2 separate regions of the Homo sapiens genome follow, and region 1 is linked to region 2. A link is a contact called in ENCODE Hi-C or POLR2A ChIA-PET data. All regions are on one chromosome and are shown on one strand. Each heading gives the region's core, a stretch centred on a gene start or an enhancer-like site at or near the end of the contact. The rest is flanking DNA. Distances are from core to core; before and after follow the strand shown. Region 1 overlaps NOL10 (nucleolar protein 10). Region 2 overlaps NOL10 (nucleolar protein 10).

Region 1 (5,981 bases), core at 1,611-4,110, 78 kb after region 2:
AAAATTTTTAGTAGCCACATTTTTAAAAATGGTAAAATTAATTTTAATATATTTTACTAATCCAACAGGTCTAAAATATTTTCATTTCAACATGTAATTAATAGAAAATTATTAATGATCTATTTTACATCCTTTTTTCGTAGAATGTCTTTTAAATCCAATGTATATTTTATACTCACAGTACATGTCAATGCCCACGAGTGGCTAGTGGCTACCAAACTGTACAGCCCAAGGTAAGACTCTTTCTCTCCCAACTCTCTGTGCCCTTCAAACTGTCACTCCCCCAGTCGCACTATCCCTGCTCGTCACCCTTGCCCCAACCTCAGCTCCACCTGATTTACTCACTTACCTACTTAACCGAGACCCTGGTGTAGGTCATTTCAATACCCTAACTAGGACCCAGCATCCTCAGCTGCAATCTATTCCTGAACTCACCAGAATTTCACTTTACTCCCATGATTATAATAAAATTCTCTCAACTATTACAGATGAAATGCAAATTATAAAGTCCAGGGTTTCTCATCTTTCTTGGGAGAGCAGTGTGCAATTAGAAACAGCATGGGCAGCTGGGCGCAGTGGCTCACGCCTGTAATCCCAGCACTTAGGGAGGCTGAGGCGGGCAGATCACGAGGTCAGGAGTTCGAGACCAGCCTGACCAACATGGTGAAACCCTGTCTCTACTAAAAATACAAATATTAGCCGGGCGTGGTGGCGGGCACCTGTAATCCCAGCTACTCAGGAGGCTGAGGCAGGAGAATCGCTTGAATCCGGGAGGGGGAGGTTGAAGTGAGCTGAGATTGCGCCACTGCACTCCAGCCTGGGGGACAGAGGGAGACTCTGTCTCAAAAAAAAAAAAGAAAAAAAAGAAAAAAGAAAAAACAGCATGGGCACCAGAAACAGGAAGGCTGGGTTCTAAATGAGGCTCTGCCACACACCAGCTGGGTGACCAACCCTGAATGAATTACCCAATTTTTCTGACCCCTTAAGAGGTAAGAAAAAAACAGAAAGAAAGAAAAAAGAAAAAAAAAAGCCATGGACCACTGACTACACAGTTATAAAATATTAAATAAGTTTGTATTACAGCATCCATCATCCAGATTGATAACAGCAGCATGCAATCAATCTTAGTTCTTTCCTTCCTGCCCCAACTTCTGTAATCCTTAGTAGTTGCTAAGCAGTGCCCACTGAATCTCTTCCATACTTCAAAAACCGTGGGGCCTGGCACTGTCGTTCTGTCCATTCCCATCCGGTTTCTCAGCTGGCTCCTCCCCCTCATTCTCCCAAATGAACCAGCTCCTGCTCACTTCTTATCTCACTCCCAGCTTTCCCTATCAGTAATCTCATTCATTCCCACCACTTCTGGGATAATCGCAAAACTTTCTATCTACAGACCTGCTTACCCCAAGACCACATTTTCTACTGGACGCCAGACACGCCCCCCAAGCACAAGTCTGCGGATCGGTTCAGGGCTTGCCGCCTAAGAATCCACCGGGAAGTGTGTTAAAAACACACGTTTCTGGCCAGGCGCGGCGGCTCACATCTGTAATCTCAGCATTTTGGGAAGTGGAGGCAGGCGGATCACTTGAGGTCAGGAGTTTAAGACCAGCCTGGCCAACATGGCGGAACCCCGTTTCTACTAAAAATACAAAAATCAGCCAGGCGTGGTGGTGCGTGCCTGTAGTCCCATCTACTCAGGAGGCTGAGGCATGAGAATCGCTTGAACCCAGGAGAAGAGGTTGCAATGAGCAGAGATTGTGCCACTGCGCTCCAGCCTGGGTGACAGAGCGAGACTCCAACTCAAAAAAAAAAAAAAAACCACACATTTCTAAGCCCTTTCCATAGACACTATGAGTGAGTACACCTAGTATAAGGTCAAGGGAGCTGTACCTTTAAAGCTGTGCAGATGATTTTGATGGGAAGCCAGATAGTGCCAGATACTGCCACTGTCCTGTCACCTCCTAATCCTCACACGTTAGAAAAAGAAGCCATAATCTTTCCAAACTTGCTCTCTCACCTGTGCTCCCCATCTCAGCTCAGAATATCAGTTACTTCCAAGGCACTTTTGTCCAAAACCAATCTACCCTTTGCACAGTGGGTAGACCTGCCTCTGAAAGCACAGTCGGAACAAGTCCTCTCTGACAGCACACGGAGCCCAAGACATTTAGCACATCATGCCCAACCCTCTACCACCCACCACTCTCTGCCTCCCACTTCAGCCTTCCCAGAGCCACCACAGCTCAGGCACAGGACACTCCTCCCCACCCCAACCGAGCCCTCTGTGCCCATCCTTTTTGGTCATCTTGGACTGCTCTCCCATGAGAATCACCTCAGCCCCCCAACTCCACCTAACCAAATCTCACTCGGCACTCCAGCTCAACGCAAAGCAAAATCTTCTCACTGCTCCGCTCTCGGTGGTCACAGGGTAAAAGCTCTCTCTCTCCAGCAAGCTGTCAAAGTACTCTTTGCACAAATGTGATAGGAGTTCTCACGCTCTGCCTTACTTCTCTCTATCAAGATGATCTGGGTACCTCTGCCCTCAGAGTAGAAACTATTCTCATTTTTCTCCCATACTCTGAAATTCTTCACAGATTTGCCTTGAATGCACTGTTAAATTTTGAAACCTAACATGTAAATTGCTGAATAGCATACAACTTAGAATTTACAAAACCTATGGCTTCATGAGCCATCTGTGTATTATCAGGCAATCTAGCTTTCTCCAAATCTCTACCCTCAATTTCCACACACTATTACTAATCACATAAAAGAGCTAAAGAGCACACTAAAATAGCACTTCACCTGCCTCCTACCTGTATGCTGTTACCACGTTCCACTAATAGCTGGGCGGGCTGAGCACTGAGTCATTAAGAGTGCCATTTTCTGAATCATCCACACCACTTCCTGCTCTTAATTCTTCTAAGTAAGTTAAATATCCAAGAATTGTGCTGACAAAGCCAAATTCTATCTTAAGAAATAAAATGGGTTTAAAACCTAAAAAAGTATAGCCTTTTTATTTGTCTCACTGAACGTTCACTACAGAATGCATCTTTTTATTTGTCTCACTGAACGTTCACTACAGAATGCATACCTGAGTTGGGGTAGAGACAAACATCATTAAGGTCATGCTCTGGCTCCAAGGAAGTAAATATTTTTCCCTAAAAATAGCAAGCAAAAACGAAGTATTAAAAGTTAAAGAACAACAACTTTGGCAATGTCAAACTGAAGCTGTAACTCAACCATCTACTCCTATGTAAAGAAATAAAATAGCCTACTTCAAATACAAAATTTAAATTCTTAAAAATCTTAGAGAATTTATCTTATCAATTTATCAAAAAATCCCATTTTATAGATGAAGAAACAGGCCTAAGGAGAAGAAGTGACCTGTCCAAAAAAAAGAAAAATTACAACATTTTAAAGATAATGTCAACATGGCAAGAAAAGATGAAGTTTGAATTATGCATCAACTTTAAAAAAAAATCTCTCATAATCTGTGAAGTGTACCCAGCTTAACTTGTATTGAAAGAAATCGGAAGACAGCTGGGAGCAGTGGCTCACACCTGTAATACCAGCACTTTGGGAGGCTGAGGCGTGGAGATGACTTGAGGTCAGGAGTTTAAGACCAGCCTGACCAACATGGTGAAACTCCGACTCTACTAAAAACACAAAAATTAGCCGGGCATCGTGGCCTGCAACTGTAATCCCAGCTACTAGGGAGGCTGAGGCAAAACTGCTTGAACCCAGGAGGCGGAGGTTATAGTCAGCCAAGATAGCACCACTGCACTCCAGCCTGGGGCGACAGAGTGAGATTCTGCCCAAAAAAAAAAAGAAAGAAAGGAAGAAAAGAAAGGAAGGAAGGAAGAAAGGAAAGAAAAGAAGGGAAAGAAGGGAAGAAAAGAAAAAGGAAAGGAAAGGAAAGGAAAAAAGAAAAGAAAACAAACCAATCAGAGGAGAGAGATGGCCAGCATGGAAAATGAGGACAACACTGCCATGCCTGCACCGCAAGGTTTCGAGGAGGATCAAGTGAGACAATGGATATGAAATACAAAATGAAATCCTACAAATACTTAAGTGTTAGTTACTATGTAGTTAGGGCTAAACCATTTCTATTTTAACTGTTGGGGAAAAGTGTTTTATCTTTTAAAAATTAAGAGAAGGAAAGTAAAAGAAAAAGATGCTAAGAAGGTGGGTGTGGAAAAAGGTGATGAGAAAGATAAACAAGGTAAGCAAGTCAGGCAAAACCAAGTAACGTGGGTGTTAGTCAAGAGGAAGTCTTTAGTCATAAGAAACAAAAAAAATGCCAAAATAAAATTTACTGTAGCAATTACAGTGTGATGATTTCAAGAAGTGATGTTGAAAATTTCTGCCAGCTCTTGCATTTGTAACTCATTATGCAAAGTCTGACACTAGGATGGACTAAGTGCCCACGGCGAAAAAGAGCAGTGTTAGAGCACAGACAAGATGGTTTGTGTCCGATGAAGAACACGGCCAAGTCCTAACCCAAGACTAACAGTGAAATTCACACAGCTACCTGCTGTTCTTCTCAAGTTCCCACTGAAAGAGGAAGGAAAAGAGGGGAAACCAGGAAGCAAAGGGAAAGGAATTATAATGGCACGGAACAACAATGACAAAAAGGTGTCAAAGGTGATAATAATCCACATGATGGAAACTATGCAGAAGTTAAAGGGTCTGGAAAGATACATCCAGATTGCTAACAGTCTTTCCCTTTGGTTGGATGAAAGCCAGGTCAAGGATAAATAACTTCTACTTTACCAGTGTTTTATGAATTTTTAAGAATAAAAACATATGCATTTGTAGTATTAAAAATAAATATTGTTTTAACATCAATTAGTTTGAATTGCCAGAAAAAGAGCAGAGAAAGTTCTGGTCTAAGATCATGAATCTTCCTTAAAAAAGCCCTCAAAATCCTTCAAACTCAAAGCCAACAAAGCAGACAGCATAGACACTTCCTGGGCAATCATCAGGGCAATTCTTCCAAGAATTTAGAAAGACTGAAAGCCTGTCTTTTCTTTATGTTCTTCTCTGTAACATAAACAAAGTCACCAGAACCTATGAATTAGGTGAGGGCCTCAGGGATGTAGAACACAGCTCTGGTCTCCAGGACAGATCCAGAGAAAAAAGGAAAAGAAGCCAAGTAAGACCCATACTTCAGGAATTAACAAAATGAAATTTAAAAAACCAAAGTAACAGCCCAGAAAGCCAGAGACTCAACAGGCAGCTGAACTGTGAGGGGCTGTCTGCAGCGTGTGTGCCTGGGCACAGGCAGCCCCCACGGAATAGACGGGCACTTGCGCTTAGGCACGAACTGCTCAGGCTGGTGGGCCGTCCACCCGACTTCATCACAAATGGGAATTTTTTAAAAGTGATCTGTTTTTAAACTAAAAATGCTAAGTTTCTAATGAATTAAATGCAAAGAACTCTTAAAAACATAGCTATACTGAATGCATTTTTCCCATTTATTTGATCAACTCTTTACTATTCTCTCAAAATACTTAGGTTTTAAAATGAAAAATGAAAAGCAGAAGACAGATTAAAACCAGCAATATAGGATTTTGTTACATTTCAAATGACATTTAGAGCTGAGGAGAAGGACCATCAAAATATTCTTAAGAAATATAGCTTTTAAGGCCAGGTGAGGTGGCTCACGCCTGTAATCCCAGCACTTCAGGAGGTCGAGGCAGGCGGATCATTTGAGGCCAGGAGTTCAAGACCAGACTGGCCAACATGATGAAACCCCATCGCTACTAAAAATACAAAAATTAGCTGGGCATGGTGACATGCACCTGTAATCACAGCTACTCTGAGGCTAAGGCACGAGAATTGCTTGAAACTGGGAGGCGGAGGTTACAGTGAGCTGAGATCATGGCACTGCACTCCAGCCTGGGCGACAGAGCAAACTCTCTCAAAAAAAAAAAATCAAATAGGAAAAGTATGAATTTGAGATATGTAATAATACCAACATGCAT
Region 2 (5,412 bases), core at 1,269-3,768:
GTCCAGTGGATTCACCTCTTGTGGATATTACCCACTCTTCTAAAATTGAAGAGTTGCAAGTGAGAGAATAGCGGGGAAGGAAAGCAATTTGTAATGTCAAAAAAAAAAAAAAAAAGGATGCATTTCTCCCATTCTAATAAGTTCTTAAACCGGGTTTCTGCATAATTCTTAAGTCCCTTCTCTGACTATTACTATTCTTCAACTGTCTTTTCAAAGTAAATCCTGTCCTGTGTATTCTTCTGAAGTGCGTCCCAAACTCCTCCACTGTGCTCCGTCTCAAAGGGTCCCACCCAAGCCCAGGCTGCTGCCGCTCCTAAGCATGGCCACCACGGAGCTGCCTTCCTCGTGCTCTGCTTCCTTTCAAATATCCCTTGAGGCAACTCTCCATGCAGCAACCGGAAGGATTTAAAAAAAATAGAAATACTATGTCAGTTCAGTCCTGTGCTTACTGAAACTGTGCAAAGTTTGGTCCCTTACCAAACACTCTCACAGCCCTCTGCTCTCCTTTGAAGCACTTGCCGCAGTTCTAATGATATAATTAGAGGTGTATAATTTTTACCCGCTGTCTCTCTCTCCCAGTAGACTGAGAACTGTGGTGGCAAGAGCCATGTCTGTCCCTAGCATGCAGCACAGGGCAGGCATCAATACACATGCGTTAATGGAAAACTCAGAACTCCTTCTAACACTCCCTAGCTGAGCAAGTGATGACACCACCAGGAGCCCTGTAAAGTGAACCAACACCAGTTACTCAATATTTCGATTCTTCATGTTAATCAGGGTTTAGGTTTATTTAAAAAGGGTTTCTTCAGGCCAGATGTGGTGGCTTACACCTGTAATCCCAGCACTTTGGGAGGCTGAGATGGGCAGATCATGAGGTCAGGAGATCAAGATCATCCTGGCTAACACGGTGAAACCGTGTCTCTACTAAAAATACAAAAAATTAGCTGGGCATGGTGGCAGCTGCCTGTAGTCCCAGCTACTCGGGAGGCTGAGGCAGGAGAATGGCGTGAACCCGGGAGGTGGAGCGTGCATTGAGCAGAGATGGTGCCACTGCACTCCAGCCTGGGCAATAGAGCGAGACTCTGTCTCAAAAAAAAAAAAAAAAGGGTTTCTTCATATAATTTTGGAAAATCATGTGCTAAATACAGATAAACAAGGTGTGTGTGTTGGAGCTTCTAAGTTAAGGTACCTTCATAAGTCTTCAACATGGACATCAGTCCAAGGTTTTTCCCTTATCTGTCTGATGGCAAAAGTAATCTTCCAGAGTCACCATTTACATCTCCTGGAACACATTTTGGGAAGCTCTGCCAGACTTTCTCCACCAAGGTAGGAGCTTCAAGAGGAGCTTGTAAGCAGTGACTATTGTTCTGCAGACAAATTTCCATGCAGAAAAAGGACTATGACTAGCCTCTCTCCCAAGGCGGCATCTGGAAGGCCTTGCCGCCATGTGGCGGATTCAGGAGGATAGGATCTATGGGCCATTAGCGCTTCTCCTGGGTGCTTCTGCCTCCTCTTCCCGACTACTTCACCACAGCCTCCAGCACTCCTGTCACAGAGGGAGGAGGAGGACAGGTGCAAACAGGCACATTTGTATCAGCAACAGTCTCAGGCTTGATGAGGAACTGTACTAAATGGCATTTTAAAATTAGATTTGTGACTGAATCCCAGTTTTGCCACTATACAATTTTAAACGACATTAAAGCATGGATTTTCTCTCTTCAATTTTATTGAAATTTTAGGAGGTACATATGCAAACATAGGAAAAACTCAAGATTCTACCTGAGCATATCTAACCTGCAGTATAAAAAGAGACTTCTATGAACAACTGCCCGAATAAGTAAAGTTTACTGTAAACTAGAACTCAAGTAAAACTGAGATTTAATAATTAAAATGTCTGTCAAGTAAGGAAACACACACATCAAACATTAATTGACACAGTCCTCAAAACAGTTTCAAAGCCTCTGCTTGATTCAGTTATGAGGCCATTTAAAGCAATTCTTAATACTTTTTTTATAAACAAAAATATAATTTCAGAGCCATCTTATTTTCATTTTACTACAAATTTTAAACTGATCTTCAACTCAGTACCTCCCGATTTAGAAACAGTGGGAAAAGGCTTGTATTTTCATGTTACTGCAAGGTAGGTGCTCACTCAACCCAGCAGAGGGGCCTCTGCAGGAGCTGAGGTGGCTGTGCTGCAGACCTGGGATCCTTCCAGGCTGTGCTGCTCCTGCCCCATTTGACATCACTTGAGTTTCAGAGGGAATCAACGAATGTTTCCAGGTATAAAGAAAATTGATAAGAAATTAGGAACAGGCACAATGAGGTCCCTCTGAATGTGTATTTGGCTTACGTAAGTGATAAATGTAAGAGGGCAAATTTGCTCTCAGCAGACAGAATTAACTGAAAAGCTTTTTGCACTTAGAATAATGAAGTTTTTTATTACTTGGCAAGCCTCCTGGATGCACGTTGGGAAAATTTTAGAGAAATCAGAGATGAATGGGTACAGGATGTGATGAGGTAGTTCTCCAGAGATGACACACAAATGACCAATAAGCACATGATAAAATGCTCAACTCATTAGTCATTAGGGACCTGCAAATCAAACAACACACCACTCACACCCACTAGCATGGCTATAATAAAGATGACCGACAGAGACAGGTTTGGTGTGGATGTGGAAAACCTGCAACCCTCATACGCTGCTTGGTGGGAATGTAAAATGGTGCAGCCACTGTCAGAAAACAGTCTGACAGGTTTCTCAAAAAGTTAAATAGCTACACTAGCAATTCTGCTCCTAGGTATAGACCCAAGATAAATAAAAACACATGTTCATGCAAAAATTTATACATTCATTTTCACAGCCAATTATTAATCGCTTACCCCAAAAGAACACAACCCGTGTCCCTTAAAAAACGAATGAATAGCAAAATGTGTTATATACGTACAATGGTATATTATTGAGCCATAAAAAGAAATGCAATTCCAATGCAAGCTACACCACTGAATGAATAAACCTTGAAAACATTATGCTCAGTGAAAGAAGCCAGCTATGAAAGACTTCACATTGAATGATTCCATTTGTATGAAATGCCCGGAACAGGCAAAGCTATGGAGACAGGAAGTAGATTAGTGGTTGCCAGGGGCTGGCGGATGAAAAGATGGGGGTAAATGCTAAAGGGTATAGGGCTTCTTTCTGGGGTGATGAAAATGTTCTGGAATTACACAGTGTGATGGTTGCCCAACTCAGTGAATACACTAAGAACCACTGAATTGTACACTTTAAAAGGATGCATATGGTCTGTGAATTATATCTCAATTTTAAAAAAGAATAATCTCCCTACTACTGCTTAAGGAAAAAAAAAGGGATGAAATCTTTGTCATTCTGTTCTATTTGGTGACTATATTGAAGAGGACTGACTTTGAATGAGAAAAAAATTTTTTGAGAAATAAAACTGTATCCAGTTAACAGTAAATATTTAAGCAGCTTACTCCTCCTACAATGTGACAGGTATTATTACCACTGGCTAAAAAAAATGGATCTTATAAATCAATTTAGAATAGAATGACCACGGGCAGAGTAGTCTGTCTTCTAAAATGATAGTATCTGGGCAAGCTGGGTGTGACTGTCACAAGTTATCAGAACTCGCCAATTCCCGGTCTTCTTCAAAGTCCATATACATGCGAGGTAGCCCTACATCCTCAGAGGGTCAGGATGTAGTAGCCCTACATCTTTAGAGGGTCAGGATGGGACTTTTGCTTTATAAGCCGCACCTGAGGCTACAGAGCAATCCAGAAACCAAGACGGCTGGTTCATCTCCAACAGAGCTAACTCCAGGGCCACTAACTCCCTGTCTCCCTTGGAACACCAGTGACATTCCTGGCTCTGCTGCAGTCACACACTGTGCTCTTGGCCCACCAGGGGCTCTGGTTGCAAGGAAAATGTTAGAACAGGGAACACAGCTTCCTCAATAGGGGAAAAGCATTGAGAAGGCTGCTCTGAGGACACACACACAAACACTATTGAAAGGCTATTTTTCTTTTGTGAATTAAAAAATAACAATAAAAGACAACTCACCCTCTTTAACGTGAATGTCAATTGTTTGCTGCCAACGGTGGTGTCGGATACACTCAATGTCCCATTTTTTGCTTCAATTTTCAAACGATCTTCAAGGGTTTTGCTATGGGAAATTCAAAAGAATGCCACATTAATCAAAATTATGTTTTAATTTACCATTTGAAACAAGTTTTGATTAGAATTGATAGCGAAGAAAAATGTTTACACATGTAAACAGAAAATATCATTCATTTAACACAATAAATGGAAAGAATTAGGTGCATTCAAATAGTCATTATTCATATTCCAGAGATAGACTGTAAAACAATGGCTGGCAAAAACACCCACTAATTTAATATCTTAAGTGGCAGGACCAAACACTTCAATGCCTGCTACTTTTCTTACTAAAATCAATCATATTTCTGAAGACCAAATGCAAAGAGCAATCTACTCCTGAAGCCTGTAATTGATCATAATGGTCAATGGCATTTATGATATAATGATATATTTAAACAATACACAAATTAGGTATGTGAGTAATTTGGCCACTCGTCCACCTTTTACAAAGGAATGAGCACAAATTAAGTCCTCCAGGTCAAGCCACAGAGAAGAGCTATGATAATTCTCGTTTTTCCTTCACTCAGTCTTAACTCCGTAGACTGCAAGCCATCATCCCACAGCATGAACAGCTTGAAACATGAATCTGTCTGATGACGCTGAGAGAAAACAAAAGCAATTACACTTTGGGTAACTGTACCTGATTCAGCTCTAGCCACTGCTATCTCTCCAGGTACCTTTCCTTTTAGTTTCTTACTTGACTTACTCTTTCTGACATACTTTATTCCAAATTTAAATCTCATTTCATTTCTTGATCACATTTTCCAAATTTTTCTAGGCTCTCTTTATATAATCTGTGTCTCTGTTACAGTCTGCTGTGCCCTGCATTTCACTGTCATCTGTGTAATTAACACAATCCCCCTCTGCTTTCCAATAAAGAGGTTAAGTTTGAATTTTGTACCCATTATAAAATGAAACTTCACTGCAAGTTATAATGTTTTATTATAAACTAGAACACTGGCCCTTTTTGTTAACTTGGTTTAGAGGGAAATAAACTGAATTAAGCCTAATGATATATATTTTCAGTAAGTTTAAACAGTTACTCTAACTTTTCTAGAAATGGCTAAAGCAATAGATTCCTATCCCCCTGATAAGATTGAGAGAGATGCGAGGGAAGACAAAGAATATGGTTCTCTTCTATTCTGTTCCCTCCTCAAAAATAGTATACTGTCTCCTGTCCTCCCTGCCCCAGATCAAATTCAATGCAGCCCTTTAAAGTGATGGCTAAGAAACCTGAC

Evidence for each region. A loop is a pair of places that touch in the nucleus more often than their neighbours do. ChIA-PET counts read pairs that join two places held with the same protein, here RNA polymerase II (POLR2A). Pooled maps may share reads with other maps.
Region 1: a map of PC-3 shows a loop between it and region 2 (4-fold over the local background). The contact joins two enhancer-like sites. A Hi-C loop is called at or near these places in 6 of 168 maps with a recorded cell type or tissue (Caco-2, Calu3, IMR-90 and 3 more) and 3 of 50 pooled maps. POLR2A ChIA-PET finds 5 or more read pairs at or near these places in 4 of 52 experiments (AG04449, HCT116, MCF 10A and 1 more).

The regions. Positions count from the first base shown.
Region 1 is chr2:10,651,396-10,657,376 of GRCh38, forward strand. It overlaps NOL10 (nucleolar protein 10), which reads right to left. Exons shown (of 21, transcript NM_024894.4): 12 at 3,086-3,152. Among named protein-coding and RNA genes, the nearest start is that of NOL10, 36 kb to the right of the region's middle. RefSeq lists an enhancer at 2,561-3,760. Within about 2 kb of position 2,861, at least 3 of the 41 ENCODE cell types and tissues checked have a DNase peak (open chromatin) inside an H3K27ac peak, as active enhancers do; they include PC-3 and PC-9, where a contact is called at or near this core.
Region 2 is chr2:10,573,558-10,578,969 of GRCh38, forward strand. It overlaps NOL10 (nucleolar protein 10), which reads right to left. Exons shown (of 21, transcript NM_024894.4): 20 at 4,079-4,181. Among named protein-coding and RNA genes, the nearest start is that of NOL10, 110 kb to the right of the region's middle. RefSeq lists an enhancer at 2,040-3,239. Within about 2 kb of position 2,519, at least 4 of the 41 ENCODE cell types and tissues checked have a DNase peak (open chromatin) inside an H3K27ac peak, as active enhancers do; they include PC-3 and PC-9, where a contact is called at or near this core.